4 separate regions of the Homo sapiens genome follow, and all the other regions are linked to region 2. Evidence: chromatin loops called from intact Hi-C (ENCODE). Cell type or tissue: IMR-90. All regions are shown on one strand.

Region 1 (8,000 bases), 280 kb after region 2:
TTAAATTTTTGTCTTCTTCACTACCTGTTGTATCTGTTCGTGTCCTTCACCCATTATGACATACATGAAAAATGTCACAGAAGCATAAAGTTTAATGAATATATTTTATAAATATTAATATAAATATTAATGTTACTTTTAGTAGGTTCAATTAATGACTTTGGGCAAATTGCTTAACCCCTTTATTTGTCCATTCATTTAACAATTATTTATTAGGCACCTACTATGTGCTAGGTACAGTGCTAGTTGTTGGAAAATAACAAATAGCAAAACCTACATAACTGCTACTCTTCTGGGGCTTATACATTTGTGGGAGAAACACAAAAATATTTTTTTAAAAATCACGCAAACACAAATAACTTATAATGATTGCTGTGAAGGAAAAGTTCATGGAGCCACTCTGAGGGAAAAGGAGGCTCTTTTTGAGGCAGTGACATTAAGCTGATACCTAAAGACTGAAGGTTGAGTAGGGGTTAACTTGATAAAGCTTTTGTGCTAGGTGAGGGCGTTAGTATTTTAGGCCAAGAAAACAGCCCTTGAAAAGACCAGTGACTGGAAAGAAGCATCATGAGGCGAGGCCAGAAGGAATGAGCAGGCGTTATAGACCATGTTAAGGATTTAAAAAATCTTTTTCCACAGAGCAACTGGAAAGTTTTATATGTAAGCATGACATATCCAGACTTGCATTTTAAGAGATAACTGGTTGCCGCGTCATCATTTCTCCTTCATTTCAGCCACCCATTCTTAGAGCCACATCAACATTTCACATCAAGAACTCAGAAATCTTAGTCTCTGGACACAACCTCCTATTCCATGGTTGTAGCAATTACTCCAGGAGTTCTGGTTCTTTAAGTTTATTGACACCTCCAGTAGCTTCCTCACTCTATTGTCTAATACTCGTCAGTCCCTGATCCCTTCACTTTTCTCTCTATCTAGCTAAGATCCTGTGGCCATCACTTAAACCACTCTCATTAATATCCGAAATTACCTTGTCCCAGTATTGTTTCTATGACATCCACCCAGAAGAACTCTGTATTATCCATTTTCACATTGCTAAAAAGATACTACCCGAGACTGGGTAATTCATAAAGGAAAGAAGTTTAATTGACTCACAGTTCCACCTGGCTGGGGAAGCCTCAGGAAACCTACAGTCATGGCGGAAGGGGAAGCAGGCACCTTCTTCACAAGGCAGCAGGAGAGAGAGGAGTGAAAAGCCCAGGGGAAATTGCCATTTATAAAACCATCAGGTCTCATGAGAACTCCCTCACTATCACGAGAACAGCATGGGGGAAACCACTCCCACAATCCAATCACCTCCCTCCAGGTCTCTCCCTCAACACCTGGGGATTGCAATTTAAGATGAGATTTGGGTGGGGACACAAAGCCTAACCATATCAAATCCAGTATGTAGCAGAGCATCTGGCACAGAGCAGACACACAATAAAAATGTGTCAGTGAATGAATCCAACTATATTCAGCATTTATCATCATCATTTTCTCACGTTACATTTAGCCTTTCAACTCATTGCAATCTGGCTTCTGCCTTTAGTGTTCCGTAGAAACTGATCTTGCTAAGGTCACCAATGGCCTCCTTGTCCCCAAGACCAAGAATATGTTTTAGTTCTCATCATCTTTGACTTTTCAGGAGCTTTCAATACCATTGACCACTTCCTCTTTCTTTATTATTTTTGGGGGAGGGCACTGAGCCTTCTGATTTTGCTCTTGCACCTCTGACTATTCTTTCTGTTTTCATTACTGAGTATTGATCCCTCATCTCTACTAATGTAGAAAATGGTGAGGTTCCCTAGAGTTGTGACCCAGGACATCTTCTTTTCTCACTCTTCACTTTCTCCCTAGAAGGTCTCATCATGCTTCAATTTATAGCTATGGTGACAACTCCTAAATCTACTGAAACAACCCCAGTCTCCTTTCGAGCTCCATACATAGAAGTACTTTCTTAACAGTTTCTCTTGAATATGTCTTTGGCTTCAAACTCATCCTATCCTGAAATGAGCACATTAACTTAAATTTCCAAAACTGCTATTTCTCCAATGTTCTCTGGGTCTTGGGAAATGGTAATACCATCAACACTCTTGTTTAAGTCAGATACCTAGATTCCTCCCTTCCACACATCTAATCAACAAATCTTGTCAAGTCCACATGCCTTAAGAGTCTCTCAAAGCCATTTACTTCCTGCCACACTGGTTCAGGCTACCATCATAATCAGGCTGAAATAATACAAAAGGTTTTGCCTTGGACGCTCTCAATACAGTCTTACCTCACCAAACTAGCCTCTTTATCTCCTCATTTCAGTCATAATGATCTTTTCTTTTAATGTTTTTAGAGACAGGGTCTCATTCTGTCACCCAGGCTGAAATGCAGTGGCATGACGATAACTCATTGCAGCCTCAAACATCTGGGCTCAAACGATCCTCTCACTTCAGCCCCCCACCCCAAATAGCTGGGACTACAGGCATGTGGCACCACACCCAGCTAATTTAAAAAAAAATTGTGGAGATAGGTTCTCATCATGTTGCCCAGGCTGGTCTTGAACTCCTGGCCTCAAGCTATACTCCCACCGCAGCCTCCCAAGTTGCATAATGACCTCTTGAAAAGTGCAGTTCTTAGAGTAACAGCATCTGATGTCACTTTTCCATTTAAAACCCTTTAATACTTCCTCCTGCCCAGTAAGTAACCTCTCCATCTGCCAGCCTCTCTGTCCCACTTTTTCTCCCCTTCAGGTACACTGGACTTTTCTCAGGTATTTGATTTTAGCAGGCTTTTTTCCACTTTAAGACCTGTGCAAATGCCAGTTCTTTTGCCTGGAATGCTTACCCACTTTCTTTTTGCTTCATTACCTGATTCTCTACAACCACTTCCTCTTGGAAGCCTTCCCTAACCCCCCATACTAGGTTAGGTCCATCTACTTTACATTCCTTTGTACATTTGTAATTGTTTACTTTTATGTCATTATTTATTTATCTTCCCTGCTACATTATATGCTTAATGGGAGTGGGGATAGGACCTGTCTTGCTCATCTTTGCAGCAAAAGCACCTAGAGAAGTGACTAAACTGGCTCACTGGAGAGGCTAAATCAATATTTCTTGCTCTTATGAGTAATCTACATCTAGTAAATAGTCATAGCTTTACTTTACCATTTAAAACTGAAACTTGGTAGGGTGCAGTGGTTCATGCCTATAATCCCAGCAATTTGGGAGGCTGAGGTGGGAAGATCACTTGAGGCCAGGAGTTCAAGACCAGCCTGGGCAACATAGCAAGACCCCATCTCTACAAAAAATAAAAATTAGCCATGTGTGGTGGTTCATGCTTATAGTTCTGGCTACTTGGGAGGCTGAGGTGGGAGGATCACTTGAGCCCAGGAGTTCAAGGCTACAGTGAGCTATGATTGTGCCACTGCAGTCTAGCCCAGGTAACAGAGTGAGACCCCCATCTCTAGAAAATAAAAAAACAATAACAACAAAAAAGCCTGAAACTCAAGTTCATCTCTTTGATCATATATTCTGAGCCAAGTAAAATTTTAATTGCATTTTAATGCCCAGCTACTAAAGGGTCACATAATTAATTCCATTTCATAGAACATTTATCTGGGCCCTCTGTGAGCAGAGAGGACTGTTAAACCAGGCAATTGAAAATGAAGTAGGTATAGTGATTGTCCCCATTTCACACATGAGGATCTTGGAGCACAGAAAGGTTAAGTAACTTGCCCAAGTCATACAACTAGTGACTGGTAGGCCTAGGATTTGAAGAAACCTGTATTTGAATTTGGATTTGAAACAGAACCCTACATCCATCAACTACACCGTACTGCTATGCAGCTGAGAACTTCCTCTCCTTTATAGCAAAATAGGCAGGATGCACTTGTGGGTGTCTGACAGCTCCTCAACTCACCCTGGATAAAAAGCTGTAGGCCCAGGAAACTAAAGGTCAGTACTTGAATCTTTTTGCCAAGGGTGCTGACAACACAATCAGAAGTGTTTCCCCCTCAACTTCTGCCCCTCATCTAGAGGGATGAGTGCCACCTGGTGGACATAGTTTTGCGCTATCTTAACTCCTCCACAATACGACGTATTTAACTGTGAATGTAGCTCCAACATAAACATCCACGTAGGAATGAACTAAATAGACTGTTATGCATTGATAAACTTAGGCACTGTGATGGGCTTCTGAGGGATGAATTCCTCTTTTTTTCTCTTTCTGTTTGCATTTAATTTTTGTTGAGTCTACAATGAAGTTTAATTAAAAACAAATAGAAGGGACTTTTTTTGTCATCGCCATTCAGCACCTTTGTCTTTTTTAACACTAAGAGAGGAAACTTATAAGCAAGTAGACTTAAATTATCTGCCATGTTTTCTTTATTTGTAAAATGGGCTGGTAGTGAGGGACTGTATAAAATGATGGGACAGTGCCCAGGACACAATAAGCATTCAGTAAGTGTTGTCTATTATTTTTATTATCCCACAGAAAAATGGGATTCCTTTCTAGAGGTTAAGACAAAGATAAACATTTCGATTTCTGGGATGCTCCAGCATTATTCCTTTTGAAAACAAAGATAGCACAAGAGAGAAGCTTAAATATTACAACTAGGCATCAAATTATGGATTAAAGTTTTCATTTATTCTACATATATTTCCTGATTCTCTACTGTATGCTAAGACAGGCTGGAAAGCAATGGTGAGGGACAAGGGTTCATCCCCCCAAATAACTTAGAGTCTAGAGACAGATTTTATTTGCCACCAGAGGTGACTAAGCAGTTTTATGGGGAAGGTTAGTGAGAGATGAGGTCACAGTTGTAGTTGGAGAGGTGGAGTTTGTTCCTAGTAGTCGTGGTTAATGCTCCCCCTCCTCCAGAGGCATCCTCCCTTTCCAGGTAATTTACTTTACCACCTAAAATTCCTCTCCTTTTCAACAACTGCCAACTAATACATGCCAAGATATTAACTATTACCTTTTAAGCTATTACTTAGTTACATAATCCTTCAAAAGAGTATCTGGATTTTAAGAGAGGACTCTAGAAGAGTTTCTCACAGTCTGGGCTCCCAATAAAAAGACCACCAAATGTACTTTTTGACCTTAAAATTTTTAGTTAAAAAGTTAGCTCAACAAATACACAAACAAAACCCTCAGGTAATAGGTGAAGCATCTATAACCTGGTCTACAGGATGGTGGCCAAATATTCATTAGAAAAATGAAATTAACAATGAATTTTAGTAAGTGGCACAATTTCATGTACTAGTAGATGTGAAAGGGCTTTAAAAAGGAAAAAAAAACCTATGCAAATACATTATATTATTTTCCCCACTGCATGCATAGTCATGCTTGCAATGCCATGGATATTGAGAGGTTCAATTTGGGACCTTAGGTCCAGATATCATGGTTATAATAAAATTCAAAACCAAACTAAGCTAAACAATCATATAAATGACCAGTCATATAAATCATAGAAGTCATATAAATGACTTCCATAAAAAAAAAAAAACAGGGTTGCTTTTATAAGATAAATACTGCCCAAATTTCTGAAAAGATCTCTCTGGATAAAGCATTGGGTAAAAGATTTAATTATGCCTCTGTTACTTTTCAGTACCAAACAATAGATCACAACTCATAAACAGCTTTCTGTTCTGATTTAAACATTAAAATGGTTTTTTTGTCATTTTTGTCAGCTTATCTGTCTGCTTCGTGTCTTGTCCTTCCCCTCCTCCCCATCAATCATCGGGAGGTTAAAAAATTTTAAAATACAAATAAAATATTCAGAGGAGAAAATGCCAGAGTACAAGTATATATTAAAATAAAATTAATGGCTGGGTGAATAGGGATGCAGAAGAAATATGTGCCAACCCATAAAAGTGGCCACTAAATCCCGAATGCATTATGTCTTGTTAGGATTAGGTCATAGATCTAGGATCAAATAATAGATGCTAAGATCTCATTTTTTAAAATCCTTCAAACCACCAAATCCCTTTCTTCACTAGGCTCCCCACCCCAAGTTTTTGAAAATTTCCACGGGGGAGAATGGGACAACGGAGTCACAACCATCAAGTTCTCTGATCACAGTGACCCACACCCTCCCTCCTTTTTCCAATCAGTTCAGCTTTGGGGGAGATGAATAGATAGAGGACCCTGTTATAAACTGTTTGACATTTCCCCAAATTGCCCAGTCCCTTAGGAAAGCATTGTGGCATTATCAGGGTGCTGAGTACAGAACTTTTACATAATAGGCACTAAATAAATGTTAGTTTAATGGAATTAAATAGTCTAAGAGGCCTACAGCCAAGTGATGATATGCAGAACCACTGGGGCCTGTTTGAATCCCACTACTGCTGAATGATGCTAATTTATCCTAGACATTTTATCTCCTAGCGACTGGGTTTCCTAGTCTGTAAGACAGTTTGTTCAACAACCAGTCTGGTTTGAACTAAAGAAATTGCTCAATTAAATAATGATTTTGGGAAGTGAGAAGAGTATTGACTCTCCAAAGATGGCTTAAATTAACCTGACATTTATTGTATTCCACCTGCATTTTCACAAGTGATCATTTTGTATTTTTTAAACTCCTGCTGTCTAGCTGTTTTTGACCCAGCAAGTTGAACCAGTTTCCAAGTCTAATTGGCAATAACATGAGTGTCCTCTTGGCTGGAGAATGCTTCTTCCAAACCATTCTGCTTTGCTCAAATTGCCCAATCCAGGTCAGCTTGAGGACTTGGGGAGTACCCAGACACCCACTTCTAGTGAGTGACCTTTTTGAGCCAACCATAAATTACAAGTTAATTGCTCTAGTCTCAATAAAACTGGCTAATTCAGTCTCTTGTTTTAAAGTTTAAAATCTCCCTTAATGTAGATAGCATTAAATTAACTGCATTTTGCAGATATTGCCCAAAGTGTTGGGGCTTTCCAAAGTTACTCTGAAAACAGTAGCAATATTGTACAGATTAATTACAGAAATATGGTGAGATTTTTGTTTAAAACTAAATATGGGGAAAAGCTGGGTGTGGTGAGCTTAAAAAACAAATTCAAGACATGGCCTAGGGAGAAAGACTTGTTTTATAGTTAAAAAACCAAGATCTGCATATTGGTTCAGCTGCCTAGTTGGATCATAAAATACCACACCTTGAATACTCTTCAAAAGTACACAAGATGGCTTTTACCTACTAGTCTTTAAAAGTCACCGTGCAGATCTTCTAGGATGAAGACCTATGAGTTGCTTTTCTTTGTTCCCTGGAAAACACAGGGAACCACTAGCACAACAAAGGTCAAAATACAAACTATTTGTGTCAATAAACTAAACAAACACTTTCATATTTCTGCCATAAGAAACATTATAAAGGGCAGTTTCTAAAGGAGCTCTTACTAAATAAAATATATTACTTTAAAATAATTCCTTGATTTCAGCAATTCTGCCTTTGAAATAGATCATAGCCATTCTTCACTTTCCCTGCTTAATCGCTCTCCCCTCCTTAATCTAAATGCTTCAAAACATAGTCTTTTCTAGATTCTAATTCTGACAATCATCTGCAAGGTGTCCCTTCCTCCAGGCTTGCTCCTGTACCCATCTTTTTTTCCACAAGGCTGCCACAAATCAAAATCTAAAATTCAAAACCAAACTAAGCTAAACAATATGCTGTTAGTGGATATATTCATATGAAATAAGACAATTCTTCAAAAAGCAAGGGAACAATGAATACAAAGTATAGGATTGTACTAACCTTTTAGGGGAGACAAGGAGATGACACAGGGAAGAATCATACAAATAAAGCAATGAAATGTTTTCATTCTTAAGTTGGATAATAACGTTCTACTTCTTATACTGAATAATGAGTTTGCAAGTATTCGTTCTACTATTCTGATTCATATATGTGATATCCATCCTTTTAAAAATAATCCAATATTGCCTGATAAACTATTTTAAGTGAAGTGAGTTAAAGTTGATTTTTTAAAGTGTTAAGTAAACATTGGTACAGATATTGTACAAATATGTGAAAGTG
Region 2 (8,000 bases):
AGGGGATGACACTGACAAGATGAGATGGCAGAGTGAACACACACACACAAAAAAATGGAATCCTTCATGACATCCTTTCACCTCTGAATTAAATAAACCAGCTGCCTGAGCACTTATTTTTTCTTAGGAAAAATAAATTGGCCTTCTTATTAAACCAGGTGAGTTTGGATTTTTTGGCTTCTTGTGCCAAAAGCATCTTCCTGATATGCTATGTTCAAGCCATTGACTAAAACTAAACCCCTTTAACACAATATTTATACTGAATCAATGTGAACTTCTATCTCTGGGGATGCCATTTTCTTTTTTTTCTTTCCTTTTTTTTTTTTTTTTTTTGAGACAGAGTCTCACTCTATTGCCCAGGCTGGAGTGCAGTGGCGCCATCTCGGCTCAGTGCAACCTCCGTCTCCCAGGTTCAAGCAATTCTCCTGCCTCAGCCTCCTGAGTAGCTGGGATTATAGGCACGCACTACCACGCCCGGCTAATTTTTTTGTATTTTTAGTAGAGATGAGATTTCACCAAGTTGGCCAGGCTGATCTCAAACTCCTGACCTCAAGTGATCCACCCACCTCAGCCTCCCAAAGTGCTGGGCTTACAGGCTTGAGCCACCACGCCTGGCCGAGGCTTTCATTTTCATCTACATGCTTAAAGATGCCTCTTTCACCAACCCCTCTGGAATTGCTCTGTTTACGTTTCCTTCCTGGCAATTAATAACAGCTATTTTGGCTCAGAAAAATCAACAACTGGACCCTGTGCTTTCTTCTCCATTGTACCAAACAGTACCCAGAAGAAGAAGGGTGATACAGAGAAGATGAGTTGGTGATGTCACAAGAATGGCTCCCCTTGACTCACAGCCAAATTTATGGGGTAAAGAATCACCAAAGCAGTCAAGGTTCCACAGTCTGATGGAGGTCACTAACAGCATCTATTTATTCTGTCTTGTATGCAGACCTAAATTTGGTTCAAAAATAGCAGAATGACATTTTATAGGAAATTGACAAAGACACCATAGTAAATATTTAAAAGACCGACTTGTTTCAAAAGTGCCTCTGTTGCCCTATCCTTTCTTGTTGTCCAGCCCAGGGGTTTTAGGATCAGCAATGAAGTTTTGTCATGTCCTGATCATGCTGGTTTGTAATATCTGTCCTACTACCAACCCGCACCCAATGAGATGGGTGTGGCTAGAAGCAGTAATGGAGCAATCCTGACAAGAGGCATTTTCCATACCTCCTAACAGTGGAGTCCCGATGCCCATCTCATAGCACGAGTAATTTCTCTGTGTTATCAAAAGTATTCTGTTTAAATGTTTAATTTAACCTTGCAAATAATTATGAAATATGATCCACCCCACATATAGGCTGATTATCTTTCAAAATGTCACAGAAGGAAAAAAAAAATACCCTATGGATTATTTACATCTCTCTCAGCTCATCTCCTGAAGGCCAGAATTTGAGAGAGCAATTTAATACGTGCTTCTGTTATTCTTTGTTCCTAAGTCTCCATTTAGGATCATTGATATTAATCCAACTTAAACCTCAGCAATTGGTTATGTGACCTTAAACAAGTTGCTTAACCTCTTTAAGCCTCAGTTTCCTAGTAAAATTAGACAGTAATTTTATTGCAAAGAGTAAGATAATGTTGTAGGAGTTATTAAGAAATTATTTTAGGCAAATAGAGAGGAAAAAGCGTCCTTGGAAAGTTTTCATTTTTTAAAGCATCTTTGGAAAAGTTTCTTGTAAAGCCCCAGCTCTTAGAGCCAGGCCGGCAACCTTTGATATACAAATGCTGGCCATTAGAAACTGGGTCCACCCGGCCAGGCGCGGTGGCTCACGCCTGTAACCCCAGCACTTTGGGAGGCCGAGACGGGCTGATCACAAGGTCAGGAGATCTAGACCATCCTGGCTAACATGGTGAAACCCCATCTCTGTTAAAAAATAGAAAAAATTAGCCAGGCGTCGTGGCAGGTGCCTGTAGTCCCAGCTACTGGGGAGGCTGAGGCAGGAGAATGGCGTGAACCTGGGAGGTGGAGCTTGCAGTGAGCCGATATCGTGCCACTGAACTCCAGCCTGGGCAAGAACGAGACTCCGTCTCAAAAAAAAAAAAAGAAACTGGGTCCACCCAACATGGCCAGTCTGGCAACCTTTAATAAGCAAATGCCAGCCGTTAGAAACTGAGTCCACCCAACATGGTGATTCCTGCAGCCTTCTTGCCCTTGCCCCACATGTGCCTGGAAACATGGCTGCCCCCATCTATCCCCACATGTGTAGAACATCATGGTGCCCTGCATTTGCATATTAAAAGGCTAGGGTACGAGGGCCATTTTTTTCACGGGCTATGTGAATGACATGCCTTGTCAAACCAACCCCCTGAGCCCTACGCAAATCAAACATCGCCTCCTCCAGCCTCTTCATATACCTGGTTGGTTTCCGTGGCAAGTGGGGTTCCCTCTCTTGGCTTTGGAGTCCCCCTCCCTCTGTCTCTGTACAGGGGAGCTTTTTCCTTCTCCCTTCCTTCTTACTCCTTCTTGCCTATTAAATTCTCCGCTCCTTAAAACCACTCCACGTGTGTTTGTGTCTTATCTAATTTGATGTGAGACAAGAGCCCTGGTGTTCCTCCACTCATCAGAGCCACATCAATAATTTAGGTGAAGTGCTTGGCCTAATGCTTTGCGAAAAGCAAATGCTAATAAATATCAGCTTGTTACTGGTGGAAGTTATCTGAGTTACAGGTGGCAAATCCCTATGGGTCTGTAGCAACCTCAATTCTTGCCTCCTCAAAAGAAAGAATTCAACTGAGGGGCATAAGGCAGAAAAAGAGACTGAAGCAAGTTTCAGAGCAGGAGCGGAAGTTTACTGAAAAGCTTTAGAGAAGAAAGGAAAGTACACTTGGAAGAGACTCAAGTGGCAACTTGGAGGTCAACTGACCCATTTGATCTTGAACCTAGCATTTCATATGCATTTCACTTCCGGTGTTGTGATCCCTTTTTCCCTTGATTCTTCCCTTAAGGTGAGCCACCCACATGCGAGGTAGCCTACTGGTGCCTAGGAGGTGAGCGCGTGGTGTGTTTACTGGAGTTGTATGCATGCTCACCTGAGGCTTTCCTCCCTTTTCCAGTGGAATGCCGGGAAGGTCATACTCCACCATTTTGCCTCTTAACGTGCATGCTCGAGACCACGTGCCCAATTTCTGAAAGCTGCCCATTACCAGTTTCAGGGGTTTTTATGTACTGGGAAACTGCCTCTCCCTGGCGCTGGCTGCAACCAATTATTATATTAGAGAGGTACTGTGACAACTGCCTGACCATCATCCAATGGTCACCTGACATTCCTGGTGAGTGGGAGATGCCCTCTCCTGCCCTGCTGATGCCCGACTAGCTACCTTTTGTAACAAGCTGTTGTTGTCTTGTGTCATTGTTGCTAACAATTCTGCAAAGAACTTTGGAGTTTGGCTAAAGAAAAATAAATTTAGTTTTGTCATGGTCCTTCTTTTACCTTCCTTATGTAAACCAAAAATAAAATTCTAAGTCCCCCCAACCATCTGAATGGACTTCCTTCTTGGCCACGGTGCTCTTAAAATTTAACCTGAGAGACTGGTTTAGGCCAGGACAGGAAGTGAGGGTTGGACAGCATTCATTATAGCTCACTGGCATCGACATCAATGTAGACCTTAAGTCTGATAAGAAGCATTTACAGGCCAGGCACGGTGGCTCACACCTGTCATCCCAGCACTTTGGGAGGCTGAGGCAGGCAGATCATGAGGTCAGGCACTCGAGACCAACCTGGCCAACATAGTGAAACCTCGTCTCTACTAAAAATACAAAAAAAAATTAGCCGGGCATGGTGGCTTTCTCCTGTAGTCCCAGCTACTCGGGAGGCTGAGGCAGGACCTGGGAGGCAGAGGTTGCGTTGAGCCCAGATCGGGCCACTGCACTCCAACCTGGGCAGCAGAGTGAGACTCCGAGACTCCATCTCAAAAAAAAAACCAAAAAAACAAAAAAAGCACTTACAATTCATTCTCTCTGAAGCCGGCTACCTGGAGGCTTCATCTGCATGATAAAACTTTGATCTCCACAACCTCTTATTACAACCCAGACATTTCCTTTCTGTTGATCCCAGGTCTAGATAAGCTCAACCAATTGTCAACCAGAAAATTTTAAAATCTACCTATAAACTGGACCGCCCCCCCAACCCTCACCACCTTTGAGTTGTTCCGCCTTTCTGGACCAAACCAGTGTATTTCTTAAATGTGTTTGATTGAAGTCTCTTGCCTCCCAAAAAATGTATGGAACCCAAGCTGCACCCCGACCACCTTGGGCACATGTTCTCAGGACCTCCTGAGGGCTGTGTCATGGGCCATGGCCACTCATATTTGACTCAGAATAAATGTCTTCAAATATTTTACAGAATTTGACTCTTTTTGTTGACACTTAACCATAAAATGGAGACGATATTCTGTCTAACGTTGAAGAATTAAGTAAAACTAAATCTTTAAGCACTAGATTTTACAGGCAGAATTTTGTTACTATAAAGTGTTAGATTAAAAGTTTATTTCTAAATGCTTGTTCATTTCAGAAAATTAAAGCTTTTTCTTTGATAATTACAATACTGCTGTCTTTTCTTGCACAAAGAAAGACAATGGAGAAACAAGGTAACAGGAAGTCCCCATAAGTTTTCCTCTTATTTTACTAAACACTGTACAACCAAGAGGCAAAATTAATTCCACAAGAGGGAGACAGGTCCATGCTGAATTTCCTCAGGGAAAGAAAAAAAAAAAAGAAACTATGATTCTGTTCAAGGACTTCTTGAAATTTCCAAAGACATTTTAGGTTTTGCCATATTTTTAAAGGGGTCAGTTTGTGTGCTCTTTCCTTTTTCTCTCACCTTTCAATGAGCTATTAGAGAAACCGGTCCTGTCTAAAGGGAGCCAGAAATTGAAACTTGGCTCCCAGGCAGACCTTTCAACAAAGGCCACAGCCATCTCCCAACTGGCCTTTGCTCCTCCAACTTGACATATGACACGGGTCCCACCAACCATCTCTTTCTGTGGAAACCAGCTTCCATTTCTCCCCTTCGTTTTCTGGTCTCTCCCATGGCCAGCCCCCTCTCCTTCACCCTGGGGCAGGAGGGAAGGCAGGGAGGGAAGAGCTGAAGCTGCGGCTGCTCTGGTGTGTTTCTACAAGATGCCTGGCAGCCTATGGGCCTCCCAGCTGGCACGGGGGTGAGGAGACCCGGAGCTTGGTGTGGGGAGGACAAGAGACCTACACACAATGGGATCCCAGGAGATGAGCAATAACCCCACTTCTGGCTCAGCCAGCCGTGTTTGGCCTGTTTCCGCAACAGCTATAATTTGCTTTGTTTCTGTGCCAGAGTGGGCTTCCCCAGCATGGGAAAGGATTCCTTTTTGGTTCATCCCCACAGTTTCCAGAAGCCTCCCTACTTCAAGCTGCTGCAGTGTATGCGTCTCTACTGAAGGATAATAAAGTTGTCTTTGGAAGGAGCATTCCTGACTCAGCCACTTCCTACCTGTGGGGCTTTGGCCTCAGGTTCACCTTTCGTTGTGTGGGGATGATAACAGTCTGCAGAGTATCAGGATTAAAAGAGACTAGACAAGTCTGTGATTTTCAAATTGTGCCCTGAGGAGCCCTAAGGGTCTGGAGGACATATCTAAAAAAAACTGCTCTGGCAATGCAGGGGGAGCTCCAGCAGTTCGATATCACCTGCTTCACTCACACACACACACACACACAGTTACTTTACTCACAATAGCTGGTTGGCCTTGCCTAGAAGAGCTTGACCCTCTCCAGATTACAATCCTCCTCTTCCTCCCTGTGCTTTAGAGCTGGGGTTTCTAATCACTAGCCTTATGCAGCTATTTTCAAATGGGGCTTCCCTGGAGCTGCACTGGGGTTTGGATACCCAGCCTCATATCTACTCTGCCCCCGCCCCTTAACCCCACAGGGCAGCTCTGCTTTTCTCTGTCTTATATAATACACTGTGGTTCTGAGTAGCGTTGGTAGCGAGGCAGCAGTCTAATGCTCTCAGTCTGAGAAGCCCCTGATGGAGGGCATCTGGAAGCACTTAGGGGAGCAGTAGTGATGAGGCATGATGCCAAAAGGCATGGGGAATGTGAGCAAGAATTGAGTGGGACTGGGGCTGCCTCAATGCAATTGGCTTGCCAGCACAAGGGCTCCAAATACTTCTTAGTCCCAATACTTACTACTTGCCAATTGCCTGAGACTGCTTTCTTTCTTGGTTTCTGCCAGTTTCAACAAGAACGAAGAAGGAAGCTGTTCGGCTTAAGCCAGAACATCGCATGTTGTGGGAGCAGCGGCTCAAGGAGGAGCAGATGCAGAAGCCCAGGTAGCAGAGTGCAGCTGCCACCCACAGCCAGCCCTGCCTCTGACAGGGGATACAGCCTGCTGGCGTGAATGGTCCATGCCACCATGCCATGTGAGGGACAAGGAGACTCCTCCTCAACTGTGAAAAACTCAACACACCACATTCACATATGCGACACACATTTTATTTTTGCCTCTATAATTTTCCTGTCATTTTACTTTATTTTTATTTGAATTGTTTAATTTTGTCACACAAAATGTGAAATTATGTCACCCAAAAGGAAGAAGCAGTGTCTGTCAACAGATAAATGGATAAACAAAATCTGTTTGTACATATACATTCAATGTTATATTATTCAGCCTTAAGAAGGAAGGAAATTCTAACACATGATACAACGTGGATGAACTTTGAGGATATTATGCTAAGTGAATAAAACAGTCACAAAAGGGCAAATATAGTATGATTCCACTTATTCAAGATATGCAGAGTAGTTGAATTCATACAGACAGAAAGTAGAATGGTTGTTGCCAGGGTCTGGAAAGAGGGAGGAATGGGGAATGTATTAGTCCATTTTCACGCTGCTGATAAAGACATACCTGAGACTGGGCAATTTACAAAAGAAAGAGGTTTATTGGACTTACAGCTCCACATGGCCAGGGAGGCCTCACAATCATGGTGGAAGGCAAGGAGGAGCACATCACATCTTACATGGAGACAGCAGGCAAAGAGAGCTTATGCAGGGAAACTTCCGCTTTTAAAAACCATCAGATCTCATGAGACTCACTCACTATCATGAGAACAGCACAGGGAAGACCCGCCCTCGTGATTTAATTATCCCCCACCGGGTCCCTCCCACAACACGTGAGAATTATGGGAGCTACAAGATGAGAGTTGGGTGGGGACACACAGCCAAACCATATCAGGGAGATAGTGCTTAATGGATACAGAGATTTAGTTTAGGAAGATGAAAGAAGTTCTGGAGATGGATTATAGTGATAGTGTACAACAATGTGAATGTGCTTTAATACTACTGAACTGTACACTTAAAATGGTTAAAATAGTAAATTTCACATTATATATATTTTACCACAGAAAAAAGGAGTTTTTAATGTTTGGTTATGAAATATTTTAATCATACAGAAAAATACATATCAGCCACTTGTGTAAGTCTTTGGATTTAATAGACACATTTTGTCATGTTTGTTTCTTTTTTTTAAGAAATAAATCATCACAGATGCAGCTAAACCTTCCCTCCTTGTTCCAGTTGTATTCATCTTTTTCCTCCTTTCCTTGTATGTTTTAATGTTTTACTGTATAATAATACACTATTTTGTGTGATGTTTTAATCAGACAGAGAATATTATATTTTCCAACTTACTTTTTGTTGTATTTTTAGAAATTGTTCCACATTGACCTATGTAGTTCATTCATTTTTAACCTCTGAATATTATTCGGTTGTTTGAATCCCCCACTGGTGGACATTTAGGTTGCTTCCACTTTTTTGCTACCACTACAAGTGCTGCTGTGAATATCCTGTGCATGTCACCCTGAGTGCATGTGTAGAGTTTCTCCGGTGCACAGTCCTGCAGTGGAAATTTTGGGTTGTAGAGGACATGTGTTTTCCACTTCACTAATATTGTCAAGTTGATCTTTGAGGTGGTTGCA
Region 3 (8,000 bases), 450 kb after region 2:
ATCAGTTAGGTCTTTATTTCAGCAGGTACAATATATAAAATAACAAAACCTCAGTTTTTACAGTGGTCTTTTGCTCTTGCAAAGCGTTTTCACATTGGTTATCTTCTGCATAATAACTTTGCTTTTTAATACAAAAATAAATATAGAAAATAAAAATCAGCTGGGCGTGGTGGCTCACGCCTGTAATCCCAACACTTTGGGAGGCCGAGGAGGGTGGATCACAGGGTCAAGAGATCAAGAGCATCCTGGCTAACACGGTGAAATCCCGTCTCTACTAAAAATACAGAAAATTAGCCTGGCGCAGTGGCTCACGCCTGTAATCCCAGCACTTTGGGAGGCCGAGGCGGGTGGATCACGAAGTCAGGAGATCGAGACCATCCTGGCTAACACAGTGAAACCCCGTCTCTACTAAAAATACAAAAAAAAAAAAAAAAAAAAAAAAAAATTAGCCAGGCTTGGTGGTGGGCGCCTGTAGTCCCAGATACTCTGGAGGCTGAGGCAGGAAAATGGCATGAACCCTGGAGGTGGAGCTTGCAGTGAGCCGAGATTGTGCCACTGCACTCCAGCCTGGGTGACAGAACCAGACTCCATCTCAAAAAAAAAGAAAAAAAAGAAAAATTTTAAAAATTGTCACCTATAATTCCACCACTTTGCAACGCTATTAACTTCTTCATTTTTATAATTTCATTCTTTTTTCTAAAATAATTATATATGTATTTTAAAAGTGGGATCAAATAATACACACTATAAAATTTGTTTTCTGCCTCTTTTTTTCATTCAGTAATCTACATCAATGCACATTTATTTTGTGTCAGTAAGTCTTCTTCCCCTGTAATGTCATTTAATAGCTTACTATGCTATATGGTACACACTGCCCTGTAGTTTATTTTTCTAGTCTTCGTTAGACTTGGTTTCTCAGGGATTGGGAATCATCACCTACAGCTTAGCTAAAATGATGCTTTCCAGGCGCCAAGGAGTGCTGTATAGATTCTGAAAGTTCCCAGCATGATTTCCTTTTTCGAAAATGTTGACTGAAAGCTAAAGTCTTAGTGATATGCCAACTCCAAGTTTCTAAAGTGGCATCCCATGGGGTGAGACAGGAAACTCCTCTCTGTCAAATCTGGGCAGTTGTGTCAGGTTTCAATGAGTTTGAAAATATGTTGCTGTTCTAGAAGTCAAAACTGTGGCCAAGAAAATGACCGCAACAGGTACGACCAACTTAATATGTAGCTGATAATGCTTTTCCATCTAAATATTGTTGTTTTCTTTTACAAAGCAACCAAAGGAAATGAAGTCCAGTGCTGGAGGTAAAGGAAATGAGGTAGGAAATGTTTTCTCCTATAGAATTTTTCTGGAAACAGATCTTATAATATCTTATTTTTACAAAGCTTTTAAACTGCTTGACTTCATATAAAATCAAATTCATGTTTTTCTCATTATAGATGTAAAGCTTGATAATTGCAGACAATATGAGGAAGTTTTTCAAAAAGAGAAAATGAAAATAACATATTATATGTTATCAACACCCTCCAAAGAAAATAACTATTAACATCTTGGTATACATCATTCCAGTCTTTTATTTATCTATATATTACTTTAAAAATATATGATACTCATTGCTTCATAGCCTGCTTTTTTCACATAGCAATGTATCTTTTTTTTCTTTCTTTTTTTTTTTTTTTTTGAGAAGGGTCTCACTCTGTTGCCCAGGCTGGAGTGCAGCGGTGAGATCTTGGTTCACTGCAGCTTTCGCCTCCCAGGCTCAAGTGAACCTCCCACCTCAGCCTTGCAAGTAGCTGGGACTATAGGCATGTGCCACCATACCTGGCTAGTTTTTGTATTTTTCGTAGAGACAGAGTCCCACCATGTTTCCCAGGCTGGTCTTGAACCCCTTGGCTCAAGTGATCCACCCACCTTGTCTCCCAAAATGCTGGGATTATAGGCGTGAGCCACCGTGCCCAGCCCGGAGAACAGTTTTCCATAATTTTAAATACTCTTGGAGAACATGATTTACATTGCTTGCATTACATTACATTTTATAGGTGTGCCATAGTTTCTTTAGTCAGTCCATTATCAAGAAATATCTTTGTCATTCTTCATTTTTGTTCACTCATTTTCTCACATATATGAAGTCAGGCTGAAAAATTATGATATGTGGGGTAAAAAACAACCCTATTATTTTGAGATATCAATTACCTCGCTCTCTAATGTTTGCATTTCACTAGACAAATTGAATGAAAGAACAAACTGATGCAGTCTGAGTACTCCGTTGAGTTGATGATAGAGTAGTCAAATCATGAACTGGACATGACCTTGGAGAACATCTATTGAGCTGACCTCGAAACTAAGGCATAAGTCAATGACCTATATATTTGGAACTAGAAAACCTGGGTTTGAGTACATGCTCTGCCAGGGCCTGAAAATGTGACGTTTGGCAAATGAACTGATGAGGAAATACTGCATTTTTTTCCTCTAAGAGAGCAGGATAGTCATGCTCAACAGCCCGTGCTCAGAGGTGCTGCAGGTGTAAAACCACCTACGTGATGCAGTTTTGAAGCAGTGAGGTTTATTTCTGGGGTGGTTCATATGGATCCAAACTCTTGGCTTTATAGTCACAGCTCCCATGAAAAAGATCTTTGAATTGTTTGGAGGAAAAGCACTTTATAAATCCAGCATCCAATGACATCCAATTTATCACACCTCACAAAACCATAAAGATCCATCACAAAAGATTTAATGCCCTACCATTTTGCCCTCCAAGAATTCTTCATTCCCTTAATTGTGTCTTAAAGATCATTTGCCAAACATCATAGCCTCACCAAAGATGAGCTCAGTCTTCCAGGGTAGAATCGCTGCTCAGGGCACAGCTCCCTAAGCAGGTCTCTGCAGTCAAAGAAATCACAGGAGCAGAGTTTTGGGGTTTAAGGAGATTCTAGTAAAACGATTGAGTGGAAGATATTCTTCCCAGCTTATAGAAACCCATAAAGGTTTTCTAAACTTCCTAGTTAAACATTGGCACATTTTAAATAAAAGCTCATTTCACACATCTCCTTGGAATTCTGGCTAGAGTTGCAACATTTCATTCAGTTTGACATCTTGAGTATTATTTATGAATCTGAACAGACTAAGCATCATTATCCTGAACTTGTCTTAAGTAAAGCAAATCAAATAAATCCAAATAGCTCAACTCTTGTAGTATATTGTCATCTTTATGAATGTAAAATGAAAATCTTCACTTGAATTTCCCTAGAGACGGAAATCTAGGTAAATCATCTTCCACTGTAGAAAAACCAACCACTGTGTTATTAACACTGTCTACTTATATTGCCTTCAATTTATTTCCTCTTATTTTCTGATGAATAGCAAAATCATACAGTCGTATCAGAATGATTTTATTTCTTCCCTTTTTTTCCAGGTTTGCCGAATCGGGTTAATTTTATTTTAAGCTATTCTTTGAGCTCCACCTGTTGGCAGAATTTTAGTATGACTCCTAGGTACATTTAAAAACAAACCACAGATTGAACCGTGTCTTGTGTGCAGCAGTAACAGTTGACTAGTCATGAAGTACATGAAGGAAGATAAACCGGGAATCAGGGGCTTGGCCATTCAGTAGGGATGATCACACAAAGGTTAGGAAAGAGTGAGGAAAGAACGGGCAATAAAGTGAAGTTCATAAAGTCATGAGGCCAGGGATTGTGGTCACAAATTACAGGAAAACAGGAAGCTAGAATATCGTAACCTCGTTTTCAAGTTTCAAAAAGTTGCTATTGCTTATCTGTGAGCACCTGTAGCCTGCTAAGAATGTCTTCAACAATCCTCGTGTGGCATTTACTATATACTGGACACTAAGAGCTTCACTAATACTGATTTCTGTAACTCTTGCAACAAGACTGTGAAGTAGGTACTATTAGCTTCATACTTATTTCAGTTATGGAAACTGAGGCACAGAGTGGTCACACAGCTTACTCAAGATAGTGGGGGCAGTTGATGGCAGGGCCAAGATAAAACCGTGGCAGTCTGATCCCGTGTCCCTGCTCCTGGCCCCTCTGCTATGCTGCCTCTGGGTCGCAGAACCTTCCCTGGGAGAGGCGAGCTGGTTGGCACTCCTACTGCCCCGTCACCTCACCCCATCTATCTCACAGAGTGTCTGCACCTCACCCACCTGCTCCGAAATCATGTCTGTCTCACACCATAATTTAAAATAATGCTTCCTCAGAAAATGTTGTTGACCTCTCTTGTCTACTGTGTCTCCTTTTGCACTTGTGTCGTGCCTCAGTGGCATAGTGGAGTTAGCAGTGTTGGTTTTTGCCTCTTCAGGCAATCTGAGCTTGCACAAGCCACTTAGCCTCTCTAACTCCCAATTTCCTTATCTACAAAATGGTGCTAATGTTAACCTACACTTCTAAGGGTTGTTGTGAGGACTGAATGAGCTGTGTGTGAGTCAGTGGTGGTGGGCTGTGTAGATGTTGGTGATGGCATTTACAGATCAGCCTCCTCTCGAGGGAGCAGGTGTCTACACAGATGGGAAAACTGGGCTCTAAAACGTGATACCTAACTTCAGACAACTGCTGATCTTTCTCCTTCTCTGCTCACCTGTCAAGTGCTCTGCTGGAGATGTGGTCCCTTTCAGGGGACCCTGGCACTTCCCTCTTCCAGCTCCAGTTCCTTGAAACCTCAGGTCACCATTTGTGTATGCCCCTTTATGGGATTTCATGTCTGGAATTCCTGCTACCACTCCAATGCTCTTCACCTCCATCACACACACACCCACACGCACACACACAATTTTGGGTCGCTCCATTCTACTTTTTGGTTGTAAGACTTTGTATCAGATAGTTATTAAATGATTGACAATGGACAAAGATGTCATAAATGATAGTTTCACTAAGTTGCCATTCCAGACCTCCCTAGATTTGCAGCACCCTGTGACTGTTTGAGATTACCCAAGAAGAGCTGAGCTGTCAGGACGTACAGGGGCTCCTGGCTTTAGGATTGGGTGAAAGGAAGAAGTTGCACAAGACCCATTTTCTTCCCAGAAAACCCAGAGATGCCAAAGAGGTACCTCAGGAACCCCATTTGCCCTGGGGGTTGGGGAAATGTGGAGCTCTGGCTCCCTCATGCCTGTTTCTATCAAGGCAGCTTTATTTTATATATTTACAGATGGAAACTCTGGTGGGAAGTTTACTTTCAAGAATATGTACCAAGGTCAAAAAAAAAAAACATTTGGACTCATTGGACTAGACAATCTCTGAAGTCCCTTTGACTAAGATTCTTTAATCCTCAGAAGTGCAACATAGGGTAGGAGCTTTAGATTTTTAAAAATGAATTTAACTTTAAGAATTTGCTTTGGAATTTCACAACATTCCTTGAGGAATCTGTAGACACGCTATCATAAAATCAACTTTAGCAATCACTGCCTTTCTCTCCACTCTATTCTCTCCTGGGAAGAGTCAATGTGAATAAACAATTTCATCACCTAGAAAGTGGCCAGACTTTGAGGCCATCAATCTGTTCCTGTAAAATAAACATTCCCAGGAAGCAACCTTTCCCTGGAGGTACTTATCTAGCAGGGAGCCAGCTAGAGAGTGATTATTGAAATGTGAAAACTGTTTGAATAGAGAAGCTGGAATTGCAGTTTCTCCAGTTTGCTCTTTGTCAGTGGGCTTTAACTGATAAATGACAGTTTTAGCCACAGACTGAGGTGTTAGGTAATTTTGTTTATGTGGTGGAAAGTCATGAAGCACAATGAAGCTATTAGTAAAGCCTGGGTGACTTGAGTTTCATTTAACAAAATAGCCAAACAGATGTTCTTTCAAGGTTCAGTGTTCTCAAACACAGACGCGCTACTCACACCCCAGCTAGCCCAAGCATTTGCACAGCAAGTTGATTTCTCGCTGAACTAATTTAAAGAGTTGCAACACTTTTTTGAGGGAGAAATTGTACAAAAATATTACTAAAACCTTAGACTTTGTAGAATGCAGCAGAGGGCTTTATGAGCTAAGCAGTGCTGTCATTTTACATTCCTCTCTTCTGATTCTGTGATTCTGTGATTAAAGGCTATCTCTCATGTGATTAGACCACTGTTTCCCTCTCTTCTTATTGTTTCCCAGGATCTAACCCACTGTCTAGCACATAATAGATGCTCAATAAATATTCACTAAATGAAAGGGTTATTTTAATTGTTTCTATTCCACATAGTTTTCCATGGGGGACATTACAATAAATTATGGATTGTTAAGAGATGACCAAGAAATTTGGATGAAAATCACCCTATATCCCAGTCATATTTTTCTTAGCAGAGGTTTCTGTCAAGTTAAAAGCTATTACCATTTGTTGGCCAGGCATGGTGGCTCACGCCTGTAATCCCAGCACTTTGGGAGGCCGAGGTGGGCAGATCACGAGGTCAGGAGAGTGAGACCATCCTGGCTAACACAGTGAAACCCCGTCTCTACTAAAAAATACAAAAAATTAGCCAGGAGTGGTGGCGGGTTGCCTGTAGTCCCAGCTACTCAGGAGGCTGAGGCAAGAGAATGGCATGAACCCGGGAGGCAGAGCTTGCAGTGAGCTGAAATTTCGCCACTGCACTCCAGCCTGGGTGACAGAGCGAGACTCCATCTCTCAAAAAAAAAAAAAAAAAAAAAAAGCTATTACCATTTGTTAATATATTCTTGGTTTCTAAGGTGTATTATTAGACACTGAGCAGAGGAGACAGAGAAGACTATGGTGACATCTAGACCTACCTTTCATCGGATTGTATTTTTTTTTTCCAAGTGAAGCCCTGGTTAAGTTGGTTGTCCAGTTTTCTAGTTTCTTAGCAGATTTTCCAATGGGTATTTTTCTTTAGAAGTACAATACAGTCAATCCAGCTATTATATTCAGTGTCATATAATGTGATGTACCATATAATGTAAATATCATTAATATGGATATTTTGTATCTGTAATCATCTTGGATGATTAGGATGGCTTTGATACAAACATTAATGGTGCATCTTTTTTTTTTTTTTTTTTTTTTTTTTTTTTGAGATGGAGTTTCTCACTCTTGTTGCCCAGGCTGGAGTGCAGCGGCGTGATCTCAGCTCACTGCAACCTCCGCCTCCAGGGTTCAAGCAATTCTCCTGCCTCAGCCTCCTGAGTAGCTGGGACTACAAGCGCCCGCCACCATGCCCAGCTAATTGTTTGCATTTTTTTTTTTTTTGGTAGAGACGGGGTTTCACCATGTTGGCCAGGCTGGTCTTGAACTCCTGACCTCAGATGATCCACCCACCTCAACCTCCCAAAGTGCTGGGATTACAGGCGTGAGCCACTGTGCCCGGCCCTAATGGTGCATCTTATCTATGATGTTTTTCCATTCTGTGAGGAATGGAACCTGCGAATGTGAGACTGAATAGTGTTCTAGCTTAGACTACACTGATGAAATAATGAAGACTATGACAGTCATGCAAGCTGTGAAAATTAATAATGCTTTATTTGGTCAGAGCGTCTTTCCTCCAGTCTTGTGTATAGTATGTCAGCTTCCTTGCTGGATTTTGTTCTAAATGTGCCTCACAATTGCATCAGAGATTTAAAGTAAACATTAGACATTATTTTGAATCACTGAGAAAATAATCACCCTCTCACCACCCACATTTCAGTTCAGTAAAGTATTATATAAAGCGTAAAGTCTTTTTCCAAAGGTAATGGACAACACTGAGTGTCATTGCTCTGTCTGTGGAATCCTGGTTTCTCACACTTTTAAGACCCTGATATTTGGTGGTGAACACACAGGTTCCATAACTCAAAGAGCTGAGGAAGCTATCAGTACTGAATTATCGTATGTATATTTATTCATAGAAATTAAACTATAGACCAGGCGTGTTGGCTCATGCCTGTAATCCCAGCACTTTGGGAGTCCGAGACAGGCAGATCACTTGAGCTCAGGAGTTCAAGACCAGCCTGGCCAATATGATAAAACCCTGTCCCTACTAAAAATACAAAAATTAGCTGGGCATAATGGCGCAC
Region 4 (8,000 bases), 200 kb after region 2:
CACTCTTCTTCTGGTGGCAAGTTCCTTCCAATAGACATACAGACAACATGAACAAATCGAAGCTGAACAAATACTTAAGAGTTGAAGAGCACCATAAAAATATTTTTGCTTTTTTTAAAAAATGAAAAAAATTCTCATTATACTGCATGAAATTTTGAATAAACTCCACAAGTATCCTATCAAGTACATTTTGATTTCATTGAACTCTCAGCCATAACACAGGTAAAATGTAATGAAAAATCACCTAAAATCTCTTTTGTTTTATAGTTGTTGAGCTCTGAAGAGAAAAGCACTGGAGACAGCCACAGAGATGTGCAGGATAAAGTTTCTAACCTACAGAAGCTTCTATCTCATTCAAGAGGGTGACACCAAAACCTAATCAACCATAGCAAGAAGAGGTGTGTTGACGACCACGAGTGGTCTGATAACTCAGGGCCAGTGCAAGTCCCTTGTGGATTATGCTGGGGCTGACCAAGTCTTTCAGACAGACCATAGAAGACTGGCAGGATTTTAACAGTGGAGATAAGGTACAGGGTATGAGACGTAGAAAGGAAAAGACATGAATGGCTCTGGCTCAAGAGGAGATTCCACAAAGGAGAGTAGTGGGGTTTGGAGGAGAGCAGGGAGGACAGCTAAAGCTGGACTGTAAAGGGCCTTGAACACTACACTAAAGGAACTGGGAGTAATAGGGAGCCCATGAAGGTTTCTAGGAAGGTGAGTAACATGATCTGATTTTAGAAGATCCATCTGTTGGTGATAAACTGCATCAACTGCTGCAAGGTTAAAAGGCAATCACCCAACACAAAAGGCCAGTGGATTTGGTAACTAAAATATCTGAAGGTGCACTGTCACAGTGCTATTGCAACTAAGTGGAAGGAGATTAAGTATCGACTGAGTATCGCTTAACCAAGATGTTTGGGAGTAGAAGTGTTTTAGATTTCAAATTTTTTCAGATTTGGGAATATTTGCAGATACAAAATTATCTTGGGTATAGGACCCAAGTCTAAACATTAAATTCATTTATATTTAATATACACCTTATATACATAGCCTGAAGGAAATTTTACCTTTCTCTTAGGGACACGGAATCAATTCTATGTTGCATGACTGCATTTTGACTGCATTTGGAGGTCAGGAGTGGTGTTTTCCACTTGTGGTGTCATGTTGTGATCAAAAAGTTTCTGATTTGGATCATTTAAGATTTTGGATTTTCAGATTAGGGATGCTCAACCTATAGTTTGATTATTTCCCTCATCTCTCCCTTCTCAGCCTTTCCTTATCAATGCTGTTTGGGAATCTGAGGCAGTTCTCAATGAATCCAGTTACTGAGTTTTCTGAAATGTTTCTGAAATGTCCTCCCTGGAATACATTTTTTACCTTCCTTATTTTCAAAGAAGTTAAAAATCATACTGGAAAGACATCACTTACCTAACTAGAAAAGCAAATGGTGGTATAGGCTCTGCCACACAGCACAGCCACATTTCCTTGGGGATGCCACCCAGTGATACCCTGCTCAAAGATGTGGCTTCACACGTAACGGGGACAGTTCAGAGAAGGAAAGGAGCCGCAGAGGAGGAGTCCAGCTGAGGAGTTCCATGTTTGGGGGACTAACAGACCCACAAATGATAACAGAAAGCTATTTTTGAAAGGAAAATAGGTAGGAAACCAATCTATACATTTCCACGATCTGAAAGTCATATACTTATACAAAATGGAATTATTTTTTAATTACCTAAAATTTAAAGAAAGATAAATTGTAGACACCTTCAAAACATATGAATTACAAAAGTATCTGGATGCTTTTGCAGACTAACAGTGAACACAGCTCAAATTAAATTCCAAATGTAAGCCAGGTGCAGTGACATGTGCCTATAGTCCCACCTACCTACTCAGGAGGTAGGAAGATCTCTTGAGCCCAGAAGTTGAAACCAGCCTGGACAACATAGCAAGACCTCATCTCTTAAAAAAAAAAAAAAAAGGCTGCGCACAGTGTCACACCTGTAATCCCAACACTTTGGGAGGCGGAGGAGGGTAGATCATGAGGTCAGGAGTTCGAGACCAGCCTGGCCAATATGGTGAAAACCTGTCTCTACTAAAAATACAAAAATTAGCCAGACGTCGTGGCGGGCACCTGTAGTCCCAGCTACTTGGGAGGCTGAGGCAGGAGAATTGCTTGAACCTGGGAGGTGGAGGTTGCAGTGAGCCGAGATCGCGCCATTGCACTCCAGCCTGGGCGACAGAGCGAGCGAGACTCCGACTCAAAAAAAAAAAAAAAAAATTGACAAGTAAATTTCAAATGTAATATTGGGTAAGTTAATTGGCAAAGTTTTCAAAGTATGTAGTCTGAGCAGCTGCTTAAGTTGTTTTCTATTCAAACTGGAACTAAATTCATGAAATATTTACAGTTAGAATGCATCAAAAGCTAAGGTCATCTTACCCCCTTACATCACAAACATCCTGTTTGAGAATGCCAGGCTGTTTTAGTAGGGAACCAAGTTAGCATTGACCCTGTTTCAAAATACCATCAAAGATGAACATCTGCAAAGAAAAATGCAGGAAAATACACTAAAGGAAGTGGAAAATGACCCACCATGCAGAAAGTGGTGAGACAGAGCATGTGAGAATGTTGGAAATGTGTCCCACATACCTTATTATTACAACAATTGCTATAATTCTCATTGTTAATAGAAATAGCTTTCCTTTCTCACAGAGTTATGGCAGATTCCATGCTAAGCACCTTATACGTATTAGATCATTATCTAAATATCAACTACATATTTGGCCCTCACAAAAATCCCAGGAGTTAATTAATAATTCTTTTCCCACTGAATAAGCTAATTACTTAATTTCTCTGAGTTGAAGTTTTTCAAGTAATTTGCTCAAGATTATATAGCTTGTAAATGGAAGACCTGGGACTTGAACCCAAGTCCTGTTCACTATGTTTTTACTGAACCCTCATCAAATTCTTAGACAAATCATCCCTTAAACAAACATTAAATAGTAAATGTGGCAAAAGCAACGGATCTAGCCTTAGTACGGAACAAGTGAGGACGGTTCCTCCCTAAGAGGTCTTCTGCAATTTGAGGTCTGAAGGAAGAACACGAGTTGCTTTGGAGAAAGAGGGAAAAGCATTCCAGGCAGAAGGCACAGAATTCTATGCAAGGATGCTCCCATGAGAGGGAATGTGGTGAGGGTGGGGTGAGGACTGACAGAACAAGCAAGATGGGAGGGAATGAGAGGGATCTGGCAACTTCAGATGCATTAGTAAAACTGTACTTTGCTCACCACGTAGTGCTTTGTAGGCCATGGTAAAAAGTCATTTTCTTTATCCTAAGCACATTGAGAATGTATTTTATTTTAGTGCTCGTGGTGGTTCTTTTCCTTGGGGGTGAGGGGTGTGAACTAGAGTAGCAGTGCCATGCTGCCTCCTACAGGAATCTTCCAGGCACCAGGATAAAAATGTATATTCTGGAGCATGAACTTCTATGACCTAGAATAGACTTCTAAACATTCTCTATCTACCCAAACATTATATATCTAAACATTCCCAGAATGGAGATTAAAGCTGAAAATGCAAAAAGAGCATGTGGACAATTGCTGGGGGTAAACTGAGGCACAGTCAAGATTATCCTGGAGGGTTTGTGGTGTAGGAACACAGGCGAACCAAAGGTAGTGGGGTGGAAGTGCACAGGAAGAGGCCCTGTCATGAAAATGGCAAGCCCATTTCCAGCTAAGAGGGGCAACCAATGTTAATACCCCGGCTCCACTCCCACCAGCTGTGTGGCTTTGGATAAGTTACTTGATCTTTCTGTGACAATTTCCCCATTTGTAATAGTGCCTATCTCACAAGATTATTTTCAGAATGAAATGAGTTATAAAACGTATAAAGTATTTAGAGCAGAATAGTAAGTACTTAATAAAATATTAGCCATAAATACTTTTATTATTACTATTATTATTGTTAAAGATCACAAATTGCAGTAAGTAGTTAAGAAAGGAAAGAAAAACATCTTAAATATAGATCTAAAGCAACACGTTCTCAGACTTACATGCGCCTAAGAATCACCCAGAAAGCTTGTGAAAAATGTAGATTCCTGGCTTATGAGAAGTAAGACCTAGGAATCCAGATTTTTTCATAAGCCCCTGGGGGAATTCTGATACAATTGGTCCAAGCACCATACTTTGAGAAGTGGGGCTTTGAGGACTAGAATTTAAAATATTCAGGTATCAAATAAAGTATTTCATCACAGGGGCTTAACTATCAGGATAACTTTATAAAACAAATTTCAGATATTATTTGTCTTAAGGCAAAATGAAACAAGAACACTTGCAATATCTACTTCTAGAAGAAAACAAAATGATCAGAATTTGCTTGACTGGTAAAATATACCAGCAGATTTATTCATTAATAACCATTTTCATACATTTAAATAATAAATAATCTTTAGTTCCAAACAGCCCAAATATATCGCTGCATGCTGCATTATCAAGAGAAACTAAAACAAGCATCTGGACAGTGGTATATATATGTTCCTTAATTATTAGATTTTATGTTCTGTCAAAATTAATAAAGCCAATCTTTAATCATACAGAGAAAATCCTTTCTGCTAGGACATAATGAGACTTTCTGCAGGTTCTTTCACTTCATTTCAGGGTTTCTCAACCTTGGCACTATGGACACGGCTAACAGACAACGCTTTACTGTGAAGGGCTGCATATGCTTTGAAGGGTGCTTAGCAGCATCCCTGACCCACTGGCAGCAAGCACCCTCCTACCCCCAGTTTCACAATCAAAAATGTCTCCAGACATTGTCAACTGTCCCCTGGGGTTTTAAACTGCCCCATTTTGAGTACTACTGCTTTCGGTAAAAAGACTGAAAATGTCTCAACTCTAAAGTGACCCAAATTGCCAGCTTAACCATTTTCAAATGCCCCGCTACCAATATGCCAATGACCAATAAATCTTTTCCGCAACCAAGACATTTACTGAACATTTCCTCATCAATATCTACATGCACATGTATTTATGTGCATTTCATGACAATTTGGGGTTGTTTTCAGCATATCATCTGTTTTGAGAGAGAGAGGATGATGCTACTGCGAAAAAGTAATAGCAATGGTGGTAATAACGAACAACATAACTTTGTAGAATGCTTGACACCTTCCAAGGCACTTTTGCATACGTTATTCCCAGCCCACGTTCAGCAGCAGTTCACAAATATTCTAAATCTGCATTCAACAGTTTATTGCATAAAAGATGTTATGCTGCATCAACCAACTCCCGTCTGCAAGACACCGTGGGCCCCTTGCAGCAACTGACAATCATAAGTACGTGAATTCTGGTAAAAATGCTTGCATGCCCACAGGAGAGGAGGCAGGAAATGTTTCTGCCTAAGCAACAAGCGGAGAAGTCTGAGGCTCTCAACTCATTACATGACTTGGCCCAACTTAGCATATTTCTCTTTCCTTTAAACTCAGTAGTGGACATGAGAATGTAAATGGTGAACATATTTGTCTTGAATCAGTAAATGTAACATAAGAATAAATAAAAAAGTTTTTTGAGAAATAAAAAGTTTAAGGTATTGTTTGTGATAATTTCTGGGTATTCTCTCTCCAACTTTCTTTTTCAGATATTTTTATTTGGAGGAATAAAAGTTCTAGGGTTGAATAACCCGGTTCTACCACGGATCTACCAAATCCAGGCAAACTTTTCCAGTGTTATGTTTCAGTCATTCAGACTAGAAAACAAAATTGTAGTGGTATAAAGTGGCCAAATCATTTCGGCATCTCTTAAGCACGTCAACGAAGAACTCTAAAGGAGCAGACAAACAGAATCTACAGGTACTGTGAAGGAATTATTTACACTAACAAGTGACCTTCTTCAGAAAAATCAAACAAGTGACTTTCCAGAGTAAGTGAAATCACTGGCCTATCCCACGCATCTGGTGAACATTGTCTGCAAAAATTACAAACTGAAGGTATTGTTTGGTCCTTTTACCCAAACACCATCACACAACCCAACACTCAGGATTTTTCTTGGCCCAACAACACTATGAAAAAGCTGCTTAGGCTCTTTATAATAATAAACAATGCACATTCCTGTTTTATTTGCAAAAATAATTAGCAGCAGCTGCTACTTGCAAAGAATTTTGAACAGAAAATATTTTACATCCTGAATCCAAATATTTCAGAAAAGTCTGACGTCAAATGAAGTATTCTGCCTTTTTTTAATTTAAAATAATAACAATTAAAGTCTTCATACTTTTATCAAACTTTTTAAAAAAAACTGACAAAAACATTATTCTGAAATTCAAAGGAGACAGCTGCACACATCTGTCAACTACACATCTCTGGAGTAAAAGAGAAACTTAATGCTTTAGTACAGTACTTACATGTGAGGGCTCAGTTCATAAAAATTTCTGTTCCTGTATTCTTCCACTTTCTCTGGTGAATAAATGGGTAAAGACCGGTATGGGTTAACAGATATAACCACACTTCCAATGTATGTCTGCAAAAGAAAGAACAAAACATGCCCATTAGTTAGTACACAAAATGTATTTTAACGTCTTAAGCTTTAGTGTTGTATGGTTTCAACCTTTTAAAATCAACACTAGTTCTGCTTCACCATTCATTGTATACATTTTAAGAATGCTTTGCATCTCTGAAGACAGATGGTCAACAATGTCTATTTAGTTTGTTGATAAATGGAAAGCATACATTTATATATTTAAAATCCTTTCAAAGTATATCTCTGAACTAATTTACGGTTCTCGGTAAGAGTTCTCCAAAGCCCTGTCATATTTTCCACAAATTTTGTCACAAACTACTGCTAACTGTAAGCAAGAGCCATGCTCTCCCTGATTCTAGATAGAGCTATAGTTCCCCTTCTTCTCTCATCTTTTTCCACCTTTTTAGTCAACAGTATCCCAGTGTTCCCCTCTTCCCTACCCACACCTCATAGGGCCTTCCCTTTGGCACTGGCCCTCTGCAAGTCTGTCAATCTTTCCACAATGGGCTCAGATCACGTTCAATTCAGTATCAGAGCTACAGGTATCTCTTGGACATTCAAACCACATAATCTCATTATATCTAACATAATATCAGAGTTTTAGTGTCAAATTTAAAGGTACTTTCCAGAAAGTACATTTAATGTCAACATTTAAATTTAATGTCAAATTTACATTTAATGTAAAATTTAAATGCACTTTCTGAGGGATCAGTGCTATATTTTAGCATGTACTAAACTTTTCTCACTGAACTTTAAACCAGAACACAATTTCTCTTCCTGTCTACTTCGACCCTAAATTCCTGGCAGCACCAGTGGTGCTGGTTTAGTTCCTTCTGTGCAATGCCAAGGACAATGCCACAAGCAAACGTCACTTAACTGTAACTTATCTTGGCAGCTCCATTTTCCCCTTCAGTTTCAACATCATAAAAGACAGGAGGGGGAAAAAAGGTGCCAACAAAAGTGGTAAAGTGATAAACTAAGTGATAAAGTGATGAGCGATATAACTTTTAAAAAGAAAAAGGTTCATAAAGGAAAGAAAGAAACAAGGGGAAAAAAAGATCTCCAACTTCCCACCTTTCCAATGTCATCCCACAAAAGGTACCATTTTTAGAGCAACAAGTTTTTCCAGTATTACCACCACTGGGATTCAAAAAGACTGTCAGATATTTCTAGAAAATTAAACAGAATAGAAAATGAAGGAACGTAGAAATGTTCTGCTGACTTTTTTTTTTCTTTTTACAGGGGTCACAATGATATTAATTATGAAGGACTTTCTCCCAACTAGGAAAACTGAACAGGTTATATATATATATAAACACACTTTCATCCTGTAAGAATACTATCTTGTCAAAGGTGGACAAATATTATCTTGTCAAGGGTGGACAAGATTGCTGTTGTAAAAGAAAACTCTCAGTTCCCATGCAATTTTTCACATTTATTTCTAACATTCTATCACTAGGACCCAATTAATCTGGCCTCACAAACAATGACAA

The links. Peaks named below come from ENCODE experiments on the same cell type or tissue, not always from the same donor. Only the 100,000 strongest peaks of a DNase experiment are listed, where the experiment ranks them.
Region 1: a loop joins it to region 2, with 6 times the contacts of the local background. A loop is called at or near these places in 49 of 110 quality-filtered maps.
Region 3: it touches region 2 in a loop (6-fold over the local background); 28 of 110 quality-filtered maps call a loop at or near these places.
Region 4: it touches region 2 in a loop (7-fold over the local background); 11 of 110 quality-filtered maps call a loop at or near these places.

What each region holds. Positions count from the first base shown.
Region 1 is chr2:191,214,531-191,222,530 of GRCh38, reverse strand. No RefSeq gene overlaps it. Among named protein-coding and RNA genes, the nearest start is that of MYO1B, 27 kb to the left of the region's middle. RefSeq lists an enhancer at 1,577-1,746. In IMR-90, a CTCF peak has its summit at 4,049 (motif pointing left); DNase peaks (open chromatin) are centred at 3,010, 4,060 and 4,790; H3K27ac peaks cover 572 bases.
Region 2 is chr2:191,498,474-191,506,473 of GRCh38, reverse strand. No RefSeq gene overlaps it. Among named protein-coding and RNA genes, the nearest start is that of NABP1, 180 kb to the left of the region's middle. In IMR-90, a CTCF peak has its summit at 4,721 (motif pointing right); a DNase peak (open chromatin) is centred at 4,723.
Region 3 is chr2:191,047,811-191,055,810 of GRCh38, reverse strand. STAT4 (signal transducer and activator of transcription 4) reads left to right here. Exons shown (of 24, transcript NM_003151.4): 14 at 1,277-1,321. Among named protein-coding and RNA genes, the nearest start is that of STAT4-AS1, 30 kb to the right of the region's middle. In IMR-90, a CTCF peak has its summit at 3,470 (motif pointing left); DNase peaks (open chromatin) are centred at 4,990, 5,440, 5,950, 7,550 and 1 weaker place; H3K27ac peaks cover 2,570 bases.
Region 4 is chr2:191,294,618-191,302,617 of GRCh38, reverse strand. It overlaps MYO1B (myosin IB), which reads right to left. Exons shown (of 31, transcript NM_001130158.3): 3 at 6,392-6,507. Among named protein-coding and RNA genes, the nearest start is that of MYO1B-AS1, 52 kb to the right of the region's middle. In IMR-90, a CTCF peak has its summit at 3,430; a DNase peak (open chromatin) is centred at 4,087; H3K27ac peaks cover 3,472 bases.